2 separate regions of the Homo sapiens genome follow, and region 2 is linked to region 1. The links are chromatin loops, found by intact Hi-C in ENCODE. Cell type or tissue: HepG2. All regions are shown on one strand. Each heading gives the region's core, and the rest is flanking DNA. Links, peaks and the distances in the headings are about the cores only. Region 1 overlaps TENM1 (teneurin transmembrane protein 1). Region 2 overlaps TENM1 (teneurin transmembrane protein 1).

Evidence for each region. A loop is a pair of places that touch in the nucleus more often than their neighbours do. Peaks named below come from ENCODE experiments on the same cell type or tissue, not always from the same donor. Only the 100,000 strongest peaks of a DNase experiment are listed, where the experiment ranks them.
Region 2: a loop joins it to region 1, with 6 times the contacts of the local background. A loop is called at or near these places in 3 of 110 quality-filtered maps.

What each region holds. Positions count from the first base shown.
Region 1 is chrX:124,714,771-124,724,624 of GRCh38, reverse strand. The region is part of intron 7 of TENM1 (teneurin transmembrane protein 1); the gene reads left to right. Among named protein-coding and RNA genes, the nearest start is that of SH2D1A, 370 kb to the right of the region's middle. In HepG2, for the core only: no CTCF peak of the experiment used is centred there; a DNase peak (open chromatin) is centred at 5,374.
Region 2 is chrX:124,401,128-124,410,981 of GRCh38, reverse strand. TENM1 (teneurin transmembrane protein 1) reads left to right here. Exons shown (of 35, transcript NM_001163278.2): 29 at 4,493-4,665; 30 at 5,716-5,951. Among named protein-coding and RNA genes, the nearest start is that of SH2D1A, 59 kb to the right of the region's middle. RefSeq lists an enhancer at 3,769-4,968. In HepG2, for the core only: a CTCF peak has its summit at 4,112 (motif pointing left); a DNase peak (open chromatin) is centred at 4,141.

The sequences.
Region 1 (9,854 bases), core at 2,510-7,509:
GGGGTTTTGCCATGTTTCTCAGGCTAGTCTGGAACTCCTGAACTCAAGCAATCTGCTTGTCTTGGCCTCCCAAAGTGCTGGGATTACAGGCGTGAGCCACCACACATGGCCAACATATGAATTTTGAAGGGACACAAACATTCAGACTATAGCAACCTCCCCACTTCAACTTTCATGTAGAAACCCCTTATCTATGATCTCATAACACTCTGCCAATATGTTTATCACAACGCCTTATTTCATTGTATATTTGCCCTCAAAAACTTCTATTTACTTGTCTTTGTTCCTCACTGAAACTTAAGTAAAGTGCTATGCCTTTTCTTATGTTGATCCCTCAGTGCTTGGCTCATATCGTTCAACAAAATGCATGGACAGAGTAAGTGAGCAGAGAACTACAGATAGAGTAGATTTCTGAAATCAGGAACAGAAGTTAATGGAAGCAGACAGTGCATATTATTTTGGAAATATTGGAACACCTACGTGAGCCATCTAGTTTGAAATGTTCAGTATCAAAAAAAGTTGAAAATATGGATCTGAGTCCAAGGAAAGGAATAAATAGAGAAAAAATATTCTCCTACTACTTGCTTACTATGTGCCAAGTATTTTTCCAAGTAACTGTCACATTTATTTTAACTTAGTGTTATTAAAACTAAGGCTTAAAAATGTTGAACAACATGCCACAGGGTCATCAGTTACGTGTAGTGGAGTCAGTTAAAACCCAGCTTCGGCCGGGCATGGTTGCTCATGCCTATAATCCCAGCACTTTGGGAGGCTGAGGCGGGCGGATCACAAGGTCAAGAGATCAAGACCATCCTGGCCAATATGGTGAAACCCCGTCTCTACTAAAAATACAAAAATTAGCTAGGCGTGGTGGCACACGCCTGTATTCCCAGCTACTCCGGAGGCTGAGGCTGGAGAATCGCTGGAACCCGGGAGGCGGAAGTTGCAGTGAGCTGAGATCATGCTGCTGCACTCCAGCCTAATGACAGAGTGAGACTCCGTCAAAAAAAAAAAAAAAAAACAAAAAAAAAAACCCACCAGATATGTCTGCTTCCAGAGCTCATGATGGACGTAGATAATTAAGACTTTCATAGGTAAATGTAATAATAGTAAGTATTGAAAAACCTAGATGGAGTTTTATGCAAGACTAAAAGAAAGCCAAAAACCAAACCATGGCAACACTTATGTATTAGGAGTTCATAGAGGAGAAAGGCCAGCGTAGGTGACTGAAAAGTAATCACGGAAGAGAACAAACAGAAGGAAATTTCCAGGAGGTGGTGATCATGATTTTCAAATATCACAGAGGAATCAAATAAACTATGGATGAGAAGAGACCATTGACTCTATCAATTATAAATTTTAAGCAGCCAATTTCTGTACAGTAGTGAGATTGAAGCCACATACCACGTTGGATTTGAAGAATTGGTAAGAGCTAAGAAAATGGAAACAAAAGGTAAAGTAGGGTTTTGAAATGGGGCAGTAGATTGAGAGCAGACTGAATCAGGGCAAAACTTTCATGTGAATTGGAAGGCAAAATACAAGGGAAACTACATTAGTGAGGAGGTATACACTAGACATCAGGATAGTGCTGTGAGTGACAAGAAGAAACAGACCCAGTCAGAGATCAAGTTGCCTTAATGATAAAGTATATAGAAATATGCAGTGATAATCACATAATTCAGAAGAAAACAACATGATCCCATACAACAGTACAGGCTTCCCAGGTTGCCAAGTCCCAACAAGGACATAGAGCTTCGGAATTTTTTTTTTTTTTTTTTTTTTTTTGAGACGGAGTCTCTCTCTGTCGCCCAGGCTGGAGTGCAGTGGCATGATCTCGGCTCACTGCAAGCTCCGCCTCCCGGGTTCAAGCCATTCTCCTACCTCAGCCTCCCAAGTAGCTGGGACTACAGGCACCTGCCACCACACCTGGCTAATTTTTTGTATTTTTAGTAGGGACAGGGTTTCACCATGTTAGCCAGGATGGTCTCGATCTCCTGACCTCGTGATCCGCCCGCTTCGGCCTTCCAAAGTGCTGGGATTACAGGCGTGAGCCACCACGCCTGGCCGAGCTGGGGATTTATTAATCCTCACCTTTGGGAGGAGGATTAAAATAAAATAAAAAGTTTGCCTTTGGTATTCTCACAGTAGAGGTGATATTACATCTTCCCACTCTTATCTAAAGTTGGTTCTCAAATATACATCATATTTCCGAGGGCAAGCACCTATCACTGGCCAAGACACAATTAGAACTCGAACTTTTTATCTCTATCTGGCATACAAAAAACACTAGGCGGTCCCTTGTTACTGAAGAAGATACTTAATAGTGACATATGTATGCACAGAGCTTGCATTGACAGCATAGATGCTAACATGACTATTTCCAATTCAAACTATCAAAATATCAAGTACAACATGATATTAGCTTCATAAGTAAATTGAATTTCTTCTGGCATAAAATAGTCACAATCTGATATTTTTCTCACCTTTCAACTAAAATCATTGTTTTTATCTATGACAGTCTAATCTTTCAAATTTTGTCATTTACCATAGTGAATAGTATCATTAACTTAGGTAATTTTATGGTAATGTGGGTAGTTGTGTTTTAGTAGATACACTTGTAGCTAAATACTTTTTCTTGTCTGTCAAAATCAAAAGGCTTAGCTATTTGATAATGTACTGTATATGTATGCATGTATGTTTGTGTGCGTGCATATAGGCATGTGTACATATATAAGTATGCACGCATAATTTGCTATTGTCCAAAGTATTTTCACTAGTTATCTCATTTCAAACTGTAAACCCTGGAAAGTAGACATAATAGAAACTATGCCCAATTTAATGGTAAAATAACTGAGTCTTGGGAAATTTTAATAACACATTCATGTGGAGCATGTGTTATTAAATTATTAAAATTTCTTGGAGCAAGATTTGGTGTTGGAATGTAAGTCCTGTGCAAACAATCCAATGCTCTTTGCACTATAACAATTTGTCTCTGGTATATAAAGAACTCCACGCCATCTCTTTTTGTCTTTCAGTGAATATTTATGGTTCGGTTAAGTTTCCCTGCCTGGAGATATAATCTAGTTTTTATTCTATTTATATTAAAATCTTAAATGCCCAGGAAACTGGGGCATTCTGGTTAATTGGATTTGGTGGTTAGCTTAAGGTTAAATAGAACTTTTTACAAATTGCCATCCTTGTTGAAAATCATTCTTAAATATGAATCTACTTTCCATGTTAATCCAAATGATCATAATTTAATCTTTTATAATTGAAAATCTTATAGTACATCAGGGTTGCCATTTAAGCTTGAGTTGTTATTGTAAAGTGTTCTAGGTATAAAGGGATGTTGTAGAGTGGACAAAATGTCTAGTGGTCCCAGGATATCCGTTGCAAATTTTTAATGGCCCCGTGTGAGTTTTTGAAAAAGCACTAGATTTACAGTTAGAAATCTTGAGTCCAAGTCCAATTTCACTATTAAATAGCTATGTAACCTTGATATCCCTTTCTTCTTCTCAACCTCATTTTCCTCAATAGTCAGATGAGGAAATGAAGCTAAACGATATTCGAGGTCCTTTCTGGCTTTACAATCTCTGTCATTCTGTGACTTGCTTCTTGTCTCTTGCTCCTCCACTGAAAGAATCCTGCTTAATTGAGCTTTCCAGTTAGTTGGATTCTAATTAATTGCAAGTTTACTAATTCCAGGTGAGGTCCCCAAACAAGTGAGATAGATTTAAGTTGAGCAGTCATGATTCTTTCTGAATTTCCTATAGGCAAGAAGAACTGAAGAAGACACCACACTTCCCTTTCTGTCAAAGGGTAGTGATGATGGCAGGCAACTATAGTTAAGGAGGCAACATTAGGCCAGTGCAAGACTAGTCTATGAAGTCATTTTTCCTGTTACGCAATAGGTGCTTGATACAATTTTGTTAAATAAATGCATTTTTAAAACAAAACCCTTTGTGAACCCAAAATATCTGAGACACATCTCAGTCAATTTAGGAAGTTTATTTTGCCAAGGTCAAGGATGCGCTGGTGACACAGCCTTAGGAGAACCTGACAACATGTGCCCAAGGTGGTTGGGGTGCAGCTTGCTTTTACACATTTTAGGGAGACTTAATACATCAATCAATACATGTATGATTTACATCATTGGTTTGATCCGGAGGGGTGGGACAACTCAAGGTGGGGAGCTTCCAGGTCATAGGTAGATTTAAACATTTTCTGTCTGGCAATTAGTTGAAAGAATTATTAGTAGAAAACAATGTCTGGGTTACAATAAGGGGTTGTGGAGACTTAGGTTTTATCATGCAGATGATGCCTGCTTTAGAGAAAATAGACTGTATATGTTTCTTATCAGACTTAAGGTCTATGTTGATGTTAACACTGGAGGGATATAACGAGGCATGTTAAACTCCATCTTCCATCATGGCTTGAATTAGATTTTCAGGTTAACTCTGAAATGCCCTTGGCCAAGAGGAGGGGTCCATTCGGATGATTTGGGGCCTTCGAATTTTATTTTTGGTTTGCACCTTTATAGTGACAAGATTCAAGATGCAACACCTTGTATAGAAGTCTACTCTGCCTTGGGTCATACTGTGTGTGAGGCTGCAGTACAGTTTCAATATCTTCCTTCATGTTGTCATTCTCAGTCTATGACATAAATACAGCTTCATATTATGTTTCCTATTGAAAGATAAAAATATAATCTGGTTTAGGTTTAAGTTACAACCAGCCATTTCTATACTGCACCCCGTGAATCCGTGATGATATTTGTTTTCTAAGGATAGGCAATGATGCATAGAAAAAATAAGTCCAGGTTTAATATTATATTTGCCAAGTACAAAAGCATATTTAGAGGTCAGCAGAGTGCATGAAATCCCTATATTCTTGACGTTGACCTTACCTTGTTTATCTCTCTGTGCTGTCCCTGAATAATTAAAGTGAACCAATGTGTTTCTTCTTTGCACTCTCAAATCCACACAGCAGGGAACTAGGGAGAGAACATTTTAGTGGAAGGCAGGCCTGCTTTCCACAAATTCTCCTGTGCTCAAGTGGAATTGTAGTCACTAAGCTTTAGAGCATAGCACAAAGCTGAATTTGACTGTTTCTTAAGTGACCTAACCTAAGAGGAGTTAATGTTGTTTCAATTGCTATGATTATTATATATTCTGCATATTTTAATCAGTTCAGGTTTTGGATTTTTGCCTCATGACAGGTTCATGAGGGGTACAGTTTAAAAAGCAATTTTTTTTTATTGTTACAAAGATTTCCTTGTTTGGTCAGTAAGGGTAAATGTTTGAGGCAATTATCGGTGAGTTGTATATGCTCTCTGGCCCTAGGGTTCAGGGTATTTGTTTGGATAATAGACCAATCCCAAGTGCAAATAGAGCATCAAGGAGGAACAGCTGTGAGCTTGGGGAGGAAGATAAGATCAGGAGTGCCTGGCATGAAAATCTTCCTCTGGGAGTCTTTACAGAGTGACAGATTTTCTCCTGTAGAGATGTAGAATACCTCAAAACTTCACGTTCCAATTGGATGAAGAGTTTAGACAAATGGTTCTCAACTTCACCACTATTGACATTTTGGGCTGAATAATTTCTTGTTACATATGTCTTAAGGAGGTAGACTGTCAGGATGTTTAGCAGCGTATCTGACCTCTACCCACTAGATGCCAGTAGTACCCCTCCCCAAGTTGTGATAACCAAAAATGTCTACTGACATTGCCAAATATTCCCCATGGACCAGTTGGTCCCCTGTTGAGAAACACTTTTTTTGTAGCCAGTTTGAGAAACATTCTTTTCCATCGATGTTTCCCAACTTAGTCCTGGTACTGGTAAGACAAAATCTATTGTTGCTGGATCACTTTTTACTCAAACCACTCTTCAAACTCTTAATTTCTTTTTTCCCTTCCCATCTTTCCCTCCTCCTATTCCTTTCTTCCAAGGCCTTTGTTAGAGGTTTAGACAATTCTCCAGTTTATAGTTTGGGATAGAAACCATTAAACTACATCCATTTAAATCTGAGCCTCTCTGCATTGCTTTACTTTTAATGCAATGGCAACTCGTCATATAATTTTTATCCCCAATTAACTTGTCATATCCTGCATTTCTATGTGAGAGTCTTAAGCAAGAGAAATACATTTTTGACACATTGAATATATACCCTGTTTGTACTATACTTAATTGACTTGTTTTCTGGTAATGCATAAAGATGGAAAAATACAGTGTGTCATTGCTGACTATTTATTTAGATCAAAACTAAACAACCTATAGCAAAGGAGACCAGAGTGACCCCTGAAGCAACTAACGAATGATCTTCTAACCTTGCAAAGACAGCCATATCTATCTGTAAGATTTCTTTTCTTACTCTATTCCTTTCTCTTCTCTTATACTCTTCATTCTCCCTATGTTCACTTTTTGTCCTCTATTTCCTGCCTTACTTTAGACCTGCACTATTTGGGGGCATGTCTTAGCTCTTCTGATATTGTTCTTTGCAAAAAGCTTACAAGGACACAGAAACCTGAAAGAAAAATGGCCCATTTGGAGATGCACATAACATAGGATGGCTAGAAGTATAGAGGGCATTGTAGACAATAGCAGTAGTGAGGCTGACAGGCCTGCAGAGGCCAGGTCATGACGGACCTTATAAAAGTAGTATACCTTCATTTCAAAAATAGAAAGTACATGGATAATCACCAGGAAAAATAACTACAATTTCCATCATCCAAAGATACTTACTATTAAGATTTCCTTTTGTTTTCTTCTAGATCAGATGTCTGTGGAATGGGGATTTGGGGTTGTATTTTGCTTTTGGTTTTGTGTGGGAGGGGACAGCACGTAATTGTGGTTGTACTATATGCATGAACTCTGTTTCTTGCTCAATATGGAAAATTATCTAGTTACTGGGAGCAGAAAACCTGTACAACTAAATTAAACTTTTTAAAGGTTTTTTTTAAGATGCAGAGTAATCTCACAGTGAAAGAAAAGCACAGTAAGTACAGCCAGGCCTAATGAAAGATGAAACTCTCTCCATCATTCTATTTCTTTCTGGGACCAGGTGATGTCTCATCTTTTCTTCTCTCTAGAGATATGCTCCATTCTCAAGCTTCACTCTAGATGGGATTTCTTTGTCTGTTCCCCTATAATGTTGTAACTCCAGCTCTGGCTCAACATGACCTTGCATCTTGGCTTCCCCAGTTGTGTGTCTATGTCTAGATTTCTGAGTGAGAAAGAGAGAATACGATTGCCTCTAAGTTTGGTTATCCAATTCTGGACTATGGCTGCAGGCAGTGGGGAGTGGGCATAGGGGGATCATGGATGTCCTGTCTAGGTCTCTGTGCTGAGAGACAATGATCTACATATCTAATATGCTTATGTGGTTACCAATTCTTTGGATTTTCTGACTGCATAATATTCCATGGAATGAATGTGTTACCAGTAGAAGAGATCTGAGTTACCCTGACCAGCAGCATATCCATATGGGTCCGTAGCAACTTCAGTCCCTGCCTCCTCAGAAGAAAGAATTTAACTGAGGGGCATAAAGCAGAAAAAGAGACTGAGGCAAGTTTCAGAGCAGGAGTGGAAGTTTATTTTAAAAGTCTTCAGGACGGAAAGAAAGGAAAATTTGCTTGGAGGAGACTCAAGGGGGCACCTGAAGGTCCAAGGGAGAAAAGAGAGCAAAAAAAAAGGTGCCTTTAACTTTGATCCTAGGGCTTTATAGGCTCGTCTCTCCCATGATTCTACCCTTAGGGTGGGCTTCCTGCATACTCAGTGCGTTCCTTACCATTTGGAATTGAGCACGCACAGTGTGTTTAGGGAGTTATACACATGCCCATCTGAGGCTTTCTTTCCTTTTCCAGTGGCGTGTACCCGGAAGATCATACTTCGCTATTTTTGTCTCTTGATGTGCATGTCCAGGAAGTTGCTTCTCCTTGGGGCCTACATTCAATTAACATTTTGATGTTAACAGGTGTGGACTATCAGGAAATGGCACCGGCTACCAATTTGTCACTGTTTGAAAGGCAATGCAATAATTGCTGAACCATCAATGGACATTTCTAGTGGGTGATAGGGAGAGCCCTCTCCTGCCCCACTCATGCCTATTTACCTGTAACAATTGTACTAGGCTCCTTCCATATTTGGGTCTGCTTTTTTCTAGCCAGTGGATGAGGAAGGAGATTGGGGATCATGGGTGGAAAGTTTTAGGGGTCAAGCCTTGAAGTGTCAGACATCACTTTTGCTCACACTTTACATTTCATTAGCCAGAACTCAGTCGCAGGACCACACCTAACAAAAATGGTGGTTGGGAAATTGTACTCCATTTGTGTGCCCAGGAAGAGAGGAGAACATGGGTGTTGGTGAGAAGCAGTCTCTGCTTCTGGCTGTTTTATTTTGAGGCTATTTCAAAGGACATTCATGTGTTTTGCCAGCTTGTTCTTTAGAGAAGAAAAATGTTATGCTGGATAGATTAAGGGACTGATTTGAGTGGCATTTCTTATGTTAATTTATGACATTATAAAATATTCTTACCTTTAATGTACATGTATGAATAAGTCTTTCAAAGAAATAAAAGCTGATAAAAGCCAAATGTTGATCAAGATCCTTCAAAAGTTGCATTAGCATAATGATCTAGATTTTCAACCTGAAGTGTTTAGTGAGAAACTCTTAGGCTCTGTCCTTCTTGTACTTCTTTGTAATTAATTTGAAACTTTTTTTTATATAAGATGTCCTTATCGAGGTACATTATAACTCAATAAAAATAAATGATACAGAAAAGTATACCATGTCAACTGGCTCATAAAATAAACCAGGAAAAGACATGTCTGTGGAAAATGAAGTTGAACGGGAGTCTGAGGCAGGAGAAACGCTTGAACCCGGGAGGTGGAGGTTGCAGTGAGCCGAGATCACGCCTTTGCACCGAGCCTGGGCAACAAGAGTGAAAACTGTGTCTCAAAAAGAAAGAAAGAAGAAAGAAAAGAAAAGAAAAGGAAAAGAAAAGAAAAGGAAAAAAAAAGAAAAGAGAAGATGAAAAAAGAGGTAATAAAAGTGTATAATACTCTGCCCACTACCCCCTCCTGTATAAAGAAAAAAATAACCATAATAATCCAAGTAACCACTGAAGATCAATTTTATAAAATCATCAGTTTCTCTGTTGAGTAAAATTGGGAACTGACTTTCAGCAAAGGGAAATGTAATTGAGTTTCTTTACAAAATGAAGAGTTTTTTTTTTTTTTAAGTCCTAGGAAATTTAGAGTCTGATTTACTTTTAAATGTATAGTCACAAGTATTTCCTGCGTCACCTGTTTGTTCCTATTTTGATTAGTCTCTGTTAGGGAATGAACTACTGAAAACTATAGGGTGGCATTCCATTATTCCTCCATAGGGAAAATGTATAAAATTGTAAGAGGATTGATAAGCTCACCTACCAATAGCTTTCCACATTATTTTGTAGTTTGAAAGGATTATAGCTTCCACACCATTATCTCAAAACCTAAATTAGCATTAAATATAAAGAGAATGAAAATATGATAAGCTTACTTATCTAAGTAAATAATTTTTATACGTTGGCCTGAGCCTTTTAATACAGGAACATTTGCATTAATAGAAAATATTAATTTGGTATTTACTCTTCAACTGATATAGAGTTTTTTAATATCAAATTTTAAATTAAAGTTGGGTTAACAGAACATGGATCTAACTTGGGGAAGGAGAATGAAAGGGTGACTTGAAAGGGCATTATTATGAAGAGAAGCATTAATTATTTATTTTAATTAGTTTTGAGGTCTACTAAAGCAACTTGATCAAACATTGTAAAATATGTAGTATATTCTTTCTATACCATTTATGTATCTA
Region 2 (9,854 bases), core at 2,079-7,078, 310 kb after region 1:
GAGTGGATATAACCACTGCTCATATCTTTACATGAGATCTTCCCTTAAAACAAGGGGCTGTGTGACTGAAGGAAACTGCCCCCAAGCTGGAAAGTCCATGTGGAACCTGCATCCACAGCATCTAAGTTCAGCTTTCCTGGAGGAATGATAGAGTGAGCTTGTCAAGGGTTGAGGAATCCCTTTAGAAATCAGGAAAGGCCAGTGATGATGAACATTTTTTCATGTGTCTTTTGGCTGCATAAATGTCTTCTTTTGAGAAGTGTCTGTTCATATCCTTTGCCCACTTGTTGATAGGGTTGTTTTTTTCTTGTAAATTTGTTGGGGTTCGTTGTAGATTCTGGATATTAGCCCTTTGTCAGATGAGTAGATTGCAAAAATTTTCTCCCGTTCTGTAGGTTGCCTGTTCACTCTGATGGTAGTTTCTTTTGCTGTGCAGAAGCTCTTGAGTTTAATTAGATTCCATTTCTCAATTTTGGCTTTCGTTGCCATTGCTTTTGGTGTTTTAGACATGAAGTCCTTGCTCATGCCTATGTCCTGAATGGTAATGCCTAGGTTTTCTTCTAGGGTTTTTTATGGTTTTAGGTCTAACATTTAAGTCTTTAATCCATCTTGAATTAGTTTTTGTGTAAGATGTAAGGAAGGGATCCAGTTTCAGCTTTCTACATATGGCTGGCCAGTTTTCCCATCACCATTTATTAAATAGGGAATCCTTTCCCCATTTCTTGTTTTTGTCAGGTTTGTCAAAGATCAGATAGTTGTAGATATGCAGCATTATTTCTGAGGGCTCTGTTCTGTTCCATTGGTCAATATCTCTGTTTTGGTACCAGTACCATGCTGTTTTGGTTACTGTAGCCTTGTAGTATAGTTTGAAGTCAGGTAGCATGATGCCTCCAGCTTTGTTCTTTTGGCTTAGGATTGACTTGGCGATGTGGGCTCTTTTTTGGTTCCACATGAACTTTAAAGTAGTTTTTTCCAATTCTGTGAAGAAAGTCATTGGTAGCTTGATGGGGATGGCATTGAATCTATAAATTACCTTGGGCAGTATGGCCATTTTCACGATATTGATTCTTCCTACCCATGAGCGTGGAATGTTCTTCCATTTGTTTGTATCCTCTTTTATTTCATTGAGCAGTGGTTTGTAGTTCTCCTTGAAGAGTTCCTTCACGTCCCTTGTAAGTTGGATTCCTAGGTATTTTATTCTCTTTGAAGCAATTGTGAATGGGAGTTCACTCATGATTTGGCTCTCTGTTTGTCTGTTATTGGTGTATAAGAATGCTTGTGATTTTTGCACATTGATTTTGTATCCTGAGACTTTGCTGAAGTTGCTTATCAGCTTAAGGAGATTTTGGGCTGAGACAATGGGGTTTTCTAGATATACAATCATCTGCAAACAGGGACAATTTGACTTCCTCTTTTTCTAATTGAATACCCTTTATTTCCTTCTCCTGCCTGATTGCCCTGGCCAGAACTTCCAACACTATGTTGAATAGGAGTGGTGAGAGAGGGCATCCCTGTCTTGTGCCAGTTTTCAAAGGGAATGCTTCCAGTTTTTGCCCATTCAGTATGATATTGGCTGTGGGTTTGTCATAGATAGCTCTTATTATTTTGAGATACGTCCCATCAATACCTAATTTATTGAGAGTTTTTAGCATGAAGGGTTGTTGAATTTGGAGAAATAGGAACACTTTTACACTGGTGGTGGGACTGTAAACTAGTTCAACCATTGTGGAAGTCAGTGTGGCAATTCCTCAGGGATCTAGAACTAGAAATACCATTTGACCCAGCCATCCCATTACTGGGTATATACCCGAAGGAATATAAATCATGCTGCTATAAAGACACATGCACACGTATGTTTATTGCGGCACTATTCACAATAGCAAAGACTTGGAACCAACCCAAATGTCCAATAATGATAGACTGGATTAAGAAAATATGGCACATATACACCATGGAATACTATGCAGCCATAAAAAACGATGAGTTCATGTCCTTTGTAGGGACATGGATGAAGCTGTAAACCACCATTCTCAGCAAACTATCACAAGGACAAAAAACCAAACACTGCATGTTCTCACTCATAGGTGGGAATTGAACAATGAGAACACATGGACACAGGAAGGGGAACATCACACTCTGGGGCCTGTTGTGGGGTGGGGGGAGGGGGGAGGGATAGCATTAGGAGATACACCTAATGTTAAATGACGAGTTAACGGGTGCAGCACACCAACATGGCACATGTATACATATGTAACTAACCTGCACATTGTGCACATGTACCCTAAAATTTAAAGTATAATAATAAAAAAAAAGTTTTACTATTGTAAAAAAGAAAGAAAGAAAGAAAGAAATCAGGAAAGGGAAACCAATGAGGCAAAGTTGCTGGTGCCTCATGTGGAACAGAGAGGAAGTGCCTGCATAATCCAGGTTGTTGGGGCCACAGTTCCCCTGATAAGAAAGGCATGCAGCAGCTTCCTTCGGTCTACTGCCTGCAAACTCCTGCCTCCTCTACCTTGGGAGAATAATGGCTGGACAGTGGGCCGGGCGTGGTGGCTCACGCCTGTAATACCAGCACTTTGGGAGGCTGAGGCAGGGGGAATCACATGAGGCCAGGAGTTGGATACCAGTCTGGCCAACATGGCGAAAACACATCTCTACTAAAAATACAAAAATTAGCCAGATGTAGTGGTACTCGTTTGTAATCCCAGCTACTCAGGGAGGCTAGGACACGAGAATTGCTTGAACCCGGGAGGTGGAGGTTGCAGTGAGCCGAGATCACACCACTGCACTCCAGCCTGGGTGACAGAGCAAGACTGTCTCAAAAAAATTAATTAATTTTTTTTAAAAAAGGCTGGATATTATTGTTTTTCTCCCCTGGATGGAAGACCAAACAGACAAGGTTGGGGCTAAAGTGGGTATTCGAGCCTTCCTATGCTCCGTTCTTCTGCTTCTTGTAGCTATAGAGCCCCACAGCAGGCAGAACGTGGGCAGTCTTTGCAGAGGGAAGGATTTTGCCATTAACCCCAGGAAGAAACAGCACTCTTCAGTCTTTCTTTGATAACGCGTCCTTAGCTGCATAATAGCACTGTGCCAACCATTTCGACTGAAATCCATTTAAACAAAGGAGACACCCAATTTAACATCTAAGGCTAGGCATATCTGTGATGTCAATAACCTATTTGATTCATTCTATTCACATATGTGACTGTTTTAACTGATAATATATATGTGTGTGTGCACACACGCACGTGTATATGCAGAACTGAACTTTAGGTGGCATTATGTATAGGCTCAAGTTCAAGTCTGTCCTATAAAGTACAGTCCAACTGCTTTTCCCAAGCCTTCCAAAGGCTGGTATAGTTATTAAAATTTGAGCAACTACCCAGGCTGAGTTTTTTAGAATATAATGGATTGATACTGAATTACTATGCCACTTTGTGTAATCGTTGGGGGAGGGAGTAGTACAGCCAGTCTCTACCATTGTGTCCAGGCTGAATCCTGCTCATTTTGGGTAAAAAGAATATAATTGTTTAACATTTTAAAAGGCAAATAAAAGTGCTTAAATATTTTGTAATTTGCAACTTGAAAAGAAAACAGTAATGGGTTTCCAAGTACATGTGTTTACTTTTAATGAAGTGTTTATTTTTCATGGTTCTATTGGCAATAAAAGAACAGCTCCACATCAAAAGCCTTCAGGGAAGCAGTTTTCATTTGGAGGACAGTGAGATTGCCAATAATTCTGATTTTTTTTTTTTTTTTTTTGGAAAAAGTAAACTCCCTAGACTATATTTCTAGATATAGCTTATAGCCTATTATCCCAGGTAATTATTTTTTGTCTCTTACTCATATAGACAAATTACAAAACCTTATGTACTATACCCTAAAAAGATTTTTAAAATTTAAGTGACATCAAGATCAGAGGGCTCCAGAATGTTTTAATGAACATGTTTCCATTATCCTCTGTGCCTGTTCATTTTGTTGGAAGAATGATTCATTCATTTCAAATTTGGCAACTTAAACAGCAGCAAATTATAATTTTCCCATCATAACCCAAAGTCAGTATATTGGCTTCTCAGCCTTTGAGGGCCCTTTTGTACCTTCTTTTGCTTTGACAACAGCACCCTCTGCTGGGTTTTGTAATCCATCACCTCTAATGGGATCGACCCAAATCGCAAACGGAGGCCTCCCTGCAACGTTGCACACAGCAGGACATGATTCATAAATCAGTGTTCCACCCTGGTGATTCATTACCAGATATATTTTTTCTGTAAAACAGCACAGCTCAAGGAAGTTATCAAGAATTCAGAAGCTGCAAAAAATACCTTCGTTTGATTAATCATCTCTCTGACCTTTTTCTTCTTCTTGAACAAGGTTAATAATACTTGTTATCACTCAAAGTTAAACTGTATTAGCTGCCAAGTGATTTTTATTTTGCAAAGTCCTGTTATCACTGCCGAGACGCTTCAAAGCTGGGATTGGTTACATTCCTCAGGTATGACCCCGAGGGACACCTGACCAATGCAACGTTTCCCACTGGAGAGGTCAGCAGCTTCCACAGTGACCTGGAGAAGCTGACAAAAGTGGAGCTAGATACTTCCAACCGTGAAAATGTCCTCATGTCAACCAACTTGACGGCAACTAGTACCATATATATTTTAAAACAAGGTAAGATTGTTTCCAACGATATCTGACTGTAACAGCCCCTATGTCAACATCCACCTTGAAACCTGCGTACACCATTCATAAACAGAATTCACCTCTAGCTGAGAAGATGTACTCTTCCTGTTTTCCAGCTATGGAAGTTGAAACACAGACAAAATTCACACCTTTTACAAGTTCTCACATCAACTTTGGGCCCATCTCTGTGGGAGTCATGAGGTTCAATCCCTGCCAAGTCTGCTCTGCTATCAACTTATTTCCCAATACCCAGCTGTTTGCAAAGGTCTTTCAGGGTCTGGCTAGGTTATATTAAATAAATGGAGCCTGGGCTCCAGCTGAGCTTGGCATTCTAGATCAATGCCAACATGGGTGAAGAAAAAGGAAAATCTTAGGATACAGACCAAGCAAGAATATAAGTGAAATGAGAGAATTAAAAACTCATTATATTTGAAGACAGAAAAGTAAGGAAGAACAGAAGAAGAAAGGAAGGAAGGGAGATAGGATTTGGAATGTCTTAGAAGCTAGAGGACAAGTGCACAAAGAGAAATTGCTTTCTCTCTGCCCTGTCATTAAGACCTCATTCTGTTGTTAGGTGGTGACACCAGACACTCTAAGAGTACACTAACTTTTGTTAGTGGTATTTTGTGGAGTACGGCAACTGTGATGGTGGGCCCAGGTGGTAAGGTGCTACGTTGAACTTCACACTCTTCTCATTCTAGCTCCCAGCATATCAAACTGAGGAGGCTGATCCAACAAGTCAGTGAGGGAGGGAATTCTTTAAAAATGAAAAAAGAAAAAAACAAAAACAGCCTGCAGTGTTAGACAAGAGTCTTTTATCCAAGAAACAGATACTCCAGCTGTGAAAATAACAAGACCCAAATGGATAGGGAACACGTTTGCCTGTCAGAGCGGTAGTCTAGCCCAGAAGGCAGATAGGACCACAGCACCCCACCTGCTTATCCCCCAAACGTGCCTCCTAAAACTAAACCTGTCTCTTTTCTGCTTCCTGCTCTTCCCTTCCTTCCCCCTCTTCCTCCTTTGCTCTTCTGTCTACAGAAAATACTCAAAGTACCTATCGGGTGAATCCAGATGGTTCCCTGCGTGTCACTTTTGCCAGCGGGATGGAGATCGGCCTCAGCTCAGAGCCCCACATCCTGGCAGGGGCAGTCAACCCTACCCTGGGCAAATGCAACATCTCATTGCCCGGAGAGCACAATGCAAACCTCATCGAGTGGCGGCAGAGGAAGGAGCAAAACAAAGGCAATGTTTCGGCTTTTGAAAGGAGGCTGAGGGTAAGGCTTGACTTTACACAAGATATAGAACTTTTATAGGTGTTTTGTTTGTTTGTTTGTTTGTTTGTTTGTTTGTTTAACTGCAGAGCCTCCCTAAACTGAAGTCCCATTTCTCCAAAGCTTTTCTAAGTGACTGACTGGCTTATATGATATACTAATTCAAAAGAGGATGCTAATGGCCGATAATGGTTCAGTATCCTTAAATGAGCATTCTAATAGGAGCTTTCTTTGTCATTAGCCAGCTAAAGTGCTCTAATAGTAGCAATTTCACCAAGAAAGTCTGGCTGGAGAAATGTGTTTAGTCAAAGGAGGCCCTCCAGCACCCCTCCCAGCATGCCCTGGAGATGTCTATCAGGTTCACTGAGTTGACCGAGGTCCCTGCTTTCCAGGTAGCTCTTTGGAAAGACCTCGCAGGTACACACAAAAGGATGTGAGACAAAAGGCAACATTTGGGCAAAGACAAGAGGAAAAATCAGTGAATTATAGCATTGCCATGAATACATATCCAGGGCCAGAGGGATAAAGGACTGGTACTGAGATTGGGCTGAGGTACTCAGAGCTGCCTGGAGGAAGTTATAGATTAGGGAGTTTTAAAGTCCTTACCAAGCACAGTTCACCAGAGTTAACCAGGAGACCTCGGTCAGCTTTTCTGCAGCACACAAAGCCTACAATCGCCATAGCACTCTGTCTACCTGCCTCCTCTTGAACGTTAACCAGTGTTAGGATGATGTGGCCAGCTTTCTACATGTAGTAACATTCAATATCAGCCCTAGAGCAACTGCCAGCCTGCGGGAAATAATCACTCACTATTGAGGCCAGATCTGCTTTGAGCACCTGTGTCACGCCTGATATACCGGGAAGGTTTCTGTTATATATAAAGTTTCGGTGCCGCAAAAGGAATAGCACTCGAATATAAAATTTTCTTTTTAATTATCAGTAAGGCAAGTTACTTCTATAGAAGGGTGCGCCCTTACAGATGGAGCAATGGTGAGTGCACACTTGGACAAGGGAGGGGAAGGGGCTCTTATCCCTGACGCACGTGTTGCTGTGTCGTTCCCCTATTGGCTAGGGTTAGACCGCACAGACTAAACTAATTCCGATTGGCTAATTTAAAGAGAATGACGGGGTGAGTGTTTTGGCGGGAGTCAGGGCAGAGCAGGTAGCAGGTAATCTGAATGAGTTAGGGTAGAGCAGGTGATCCGAATGATTTAGGGTGGAGCAGGTAATCGGAATGAGTCAGGGTGGAGTAGGTAATTGAAAAAGGTTGCTTTACGAGGAAGTTAAGTTTAAAAGTAGAAGGCAAAGAATTGAACATACTGACATATTAATTATTTGAAAAGAAATGTAGAACTCATATCAAAAATTTGGTAACCTTAAGGTTGTGGAAGTGCAACCCCCAAACAACCACCCAATTCCAGAGAGAGGCAGTCAAACCGGTCATATGGCTTGATATGAACAAAATAATCTACAGCAGTGCTCACTTTTCTTTTTTTTTTCTTTTTTTTTTTTTGAGACAAGAGTCTTGCTCTGTCGCCCAGGCTGGAGTGCAGTGGTGCGATCTCGGCTCACTGCAAGCTCTGCCTCCCGGGTTCACGCCATTCTCCTGCCTCAGCCTCCCAAGTAGCTGGGACTACAGGTGCCCGCCACCACACCCGGCTACTTTTTTGTATTTTTAGTAGAGACGGGATTTCACCGTGTTCGCCAGGATGGTCTTGATCTCCTGACCTCGTGATCCACCTGCCTCGGCCTCCCAAAGTGCTGGGATTACAGGCATGAGCCACCGTGCCCGGCCAGTGCTCACTTTTCAATCAGTTCTCTTGGTGACACACAGCCACAGACTTTAGTGGGTGGTTTTTTTGTTGTTGTTTGGTTTTGTTTGGGTTTTTTTTTTATAAAGCTACTGAAATTTGTATGTGCACAAGTCAATTTTTATGTTTCGATTCTATTGACAAGTTTCTGACAGAATATTTACCAGATATGCCACTGAATGGAGAAGTGAAACCAATCCAAATATCAAACCAATGTGTGGGTAGCAGTAAAGATTTCTATCGGAATTCTTTGAGAAATAGGACCTCCTGGGTAGAACCCTGGATGGGGAAGTTAGAGAACCTGGCCTTGATACCCTATTTTACAAACGCTTTAAGAAATGCCTTGATTTTTTTTTTTCACCTGTAAAATAAAAGTGTACTACTAGAGAAAGTAAGAATTATCTACATATGGCTTATCGACCTCATGGACTCATCACAGAAAAATTGTATTGAAGACATGATTTCTTAGTACCTCTCCCAGCATATAGCCTCAAAAAAACTTTCTGAACCAAATCATATACTATGTGACTTTGGGATTTTTCATTCTTTAGGATAACTCATCCTATATTATGTGACCTTGGAAGTTTCCATTTTCTAGAACAACCCATCCTGTTTTCTGTCCTCCATATGCACAGATAATGGAGAGAAACTATAAACTGTAATTTACACCCCATATCCCAAATTGTTCTTAGTGCTGAGAAGCTAATTGTCATAAAACATTTGGGAGCTCATTAGTGTTAAGAAGTAAAGTGTTTAGTTAGTACTAATTATAATGTGACCCATTTCCGATCCTGTGGCAGAGTTGAGCAGATTTGCGGACTGGACTATAAGGGCAACAAATTCAAGGCCCTCTTCTCTATATCACTTCTAGGCTACTCCCTGAGGTCCTGTGACTGAAAAATGAGGCCCCTTATTGGCCAGGTGGTGTTACCATGGCATGCCCCAGAAGTCTAATAACAATAACAATCATTTACATATGTTTAGTGCCTCAGAGTGAACAAAATGGTTTCATAGCCAGGATTTTATTTGATCACCACAGCTGTCAATTGTTACTTTCAATTTACAGATAAGGAGACCAAGGCCCAGGTAGGTTAAGTGATTTGCCCAAAGTCAACCAGCTATTAAGGATCAGAGCCAGAGCTAAAATGCAGGTCCTCACCTAGCATGGCACTCTTTCTACTGCATCACACTGTGCTGCCTTGTTCCTTAAAATAATTAATCTATAAATCATTGCCCCACTCAGTGGAGCTACCTTGGCAGGGCCTGACTCCTCATTTCAATGCTGACAAAAAGGGACAAATAATCGACTCTAATGTACTGGCAAGTGTGGGAGGCACAGGACAACTGGCTGGCTTCCAGGCAGGAAAAGCATGAAGCAGGCAAAAAGAGGAAGGAGGCTGCTTAACTGGTTAATTTTTACCCGATCTCCCTATTCCTAGTGATTTTTTTTATGCTGATGCCTCAATTTCCCCAGATTTGGCATTTCCAATTTAATGAAATGAGTATGCTCCCAAAAGGGACATGTGAATCCAATTTTGACAAAGCAAATTCTCTTCCCCCACTGACGTTATTATTTCCGAGATGGCGTCCCTTCATTTCTGGTAGCTTTCAAGGGACAAGCTGATGCCAATTTTCTCTCTTCCTGGACCAAAATATGCAATGACCCATTTGTAAGCATCCAAAGAATAAGCTTCTCTGATGCTCTCAAGTTCCTCAATACCTTGGACTGAATCATTTATTTCTTCTAGTGAAGCTGTCATTTCAGACTGAGGGCAGGTGGAGCTATCAGAGCTGTTGAGACAGAATTTCCAAGTCATACAACATAGAAACCCCTTCTGTACTGTGGGAAATGGGGCTCCCTTTTGAAAACCCACACAAAAGTGTGGTTGTAATTTGCAAGTGTGCAGGCCATAAAGCACTAATTGTTCAAGGACAAAATGACAGGTTCATTTAAAGGCCCATTTGGTAAGATGATAGACGTCAAATGTTCCCAAAAGCTGCCGATCACACCTCCCCCAGACCTTTTAGCTGGAAAGAAAAAAAAATCAGAAAAGGATAGACCTATCTTTGGAGAATAATCAGTGATTTTTTTTCA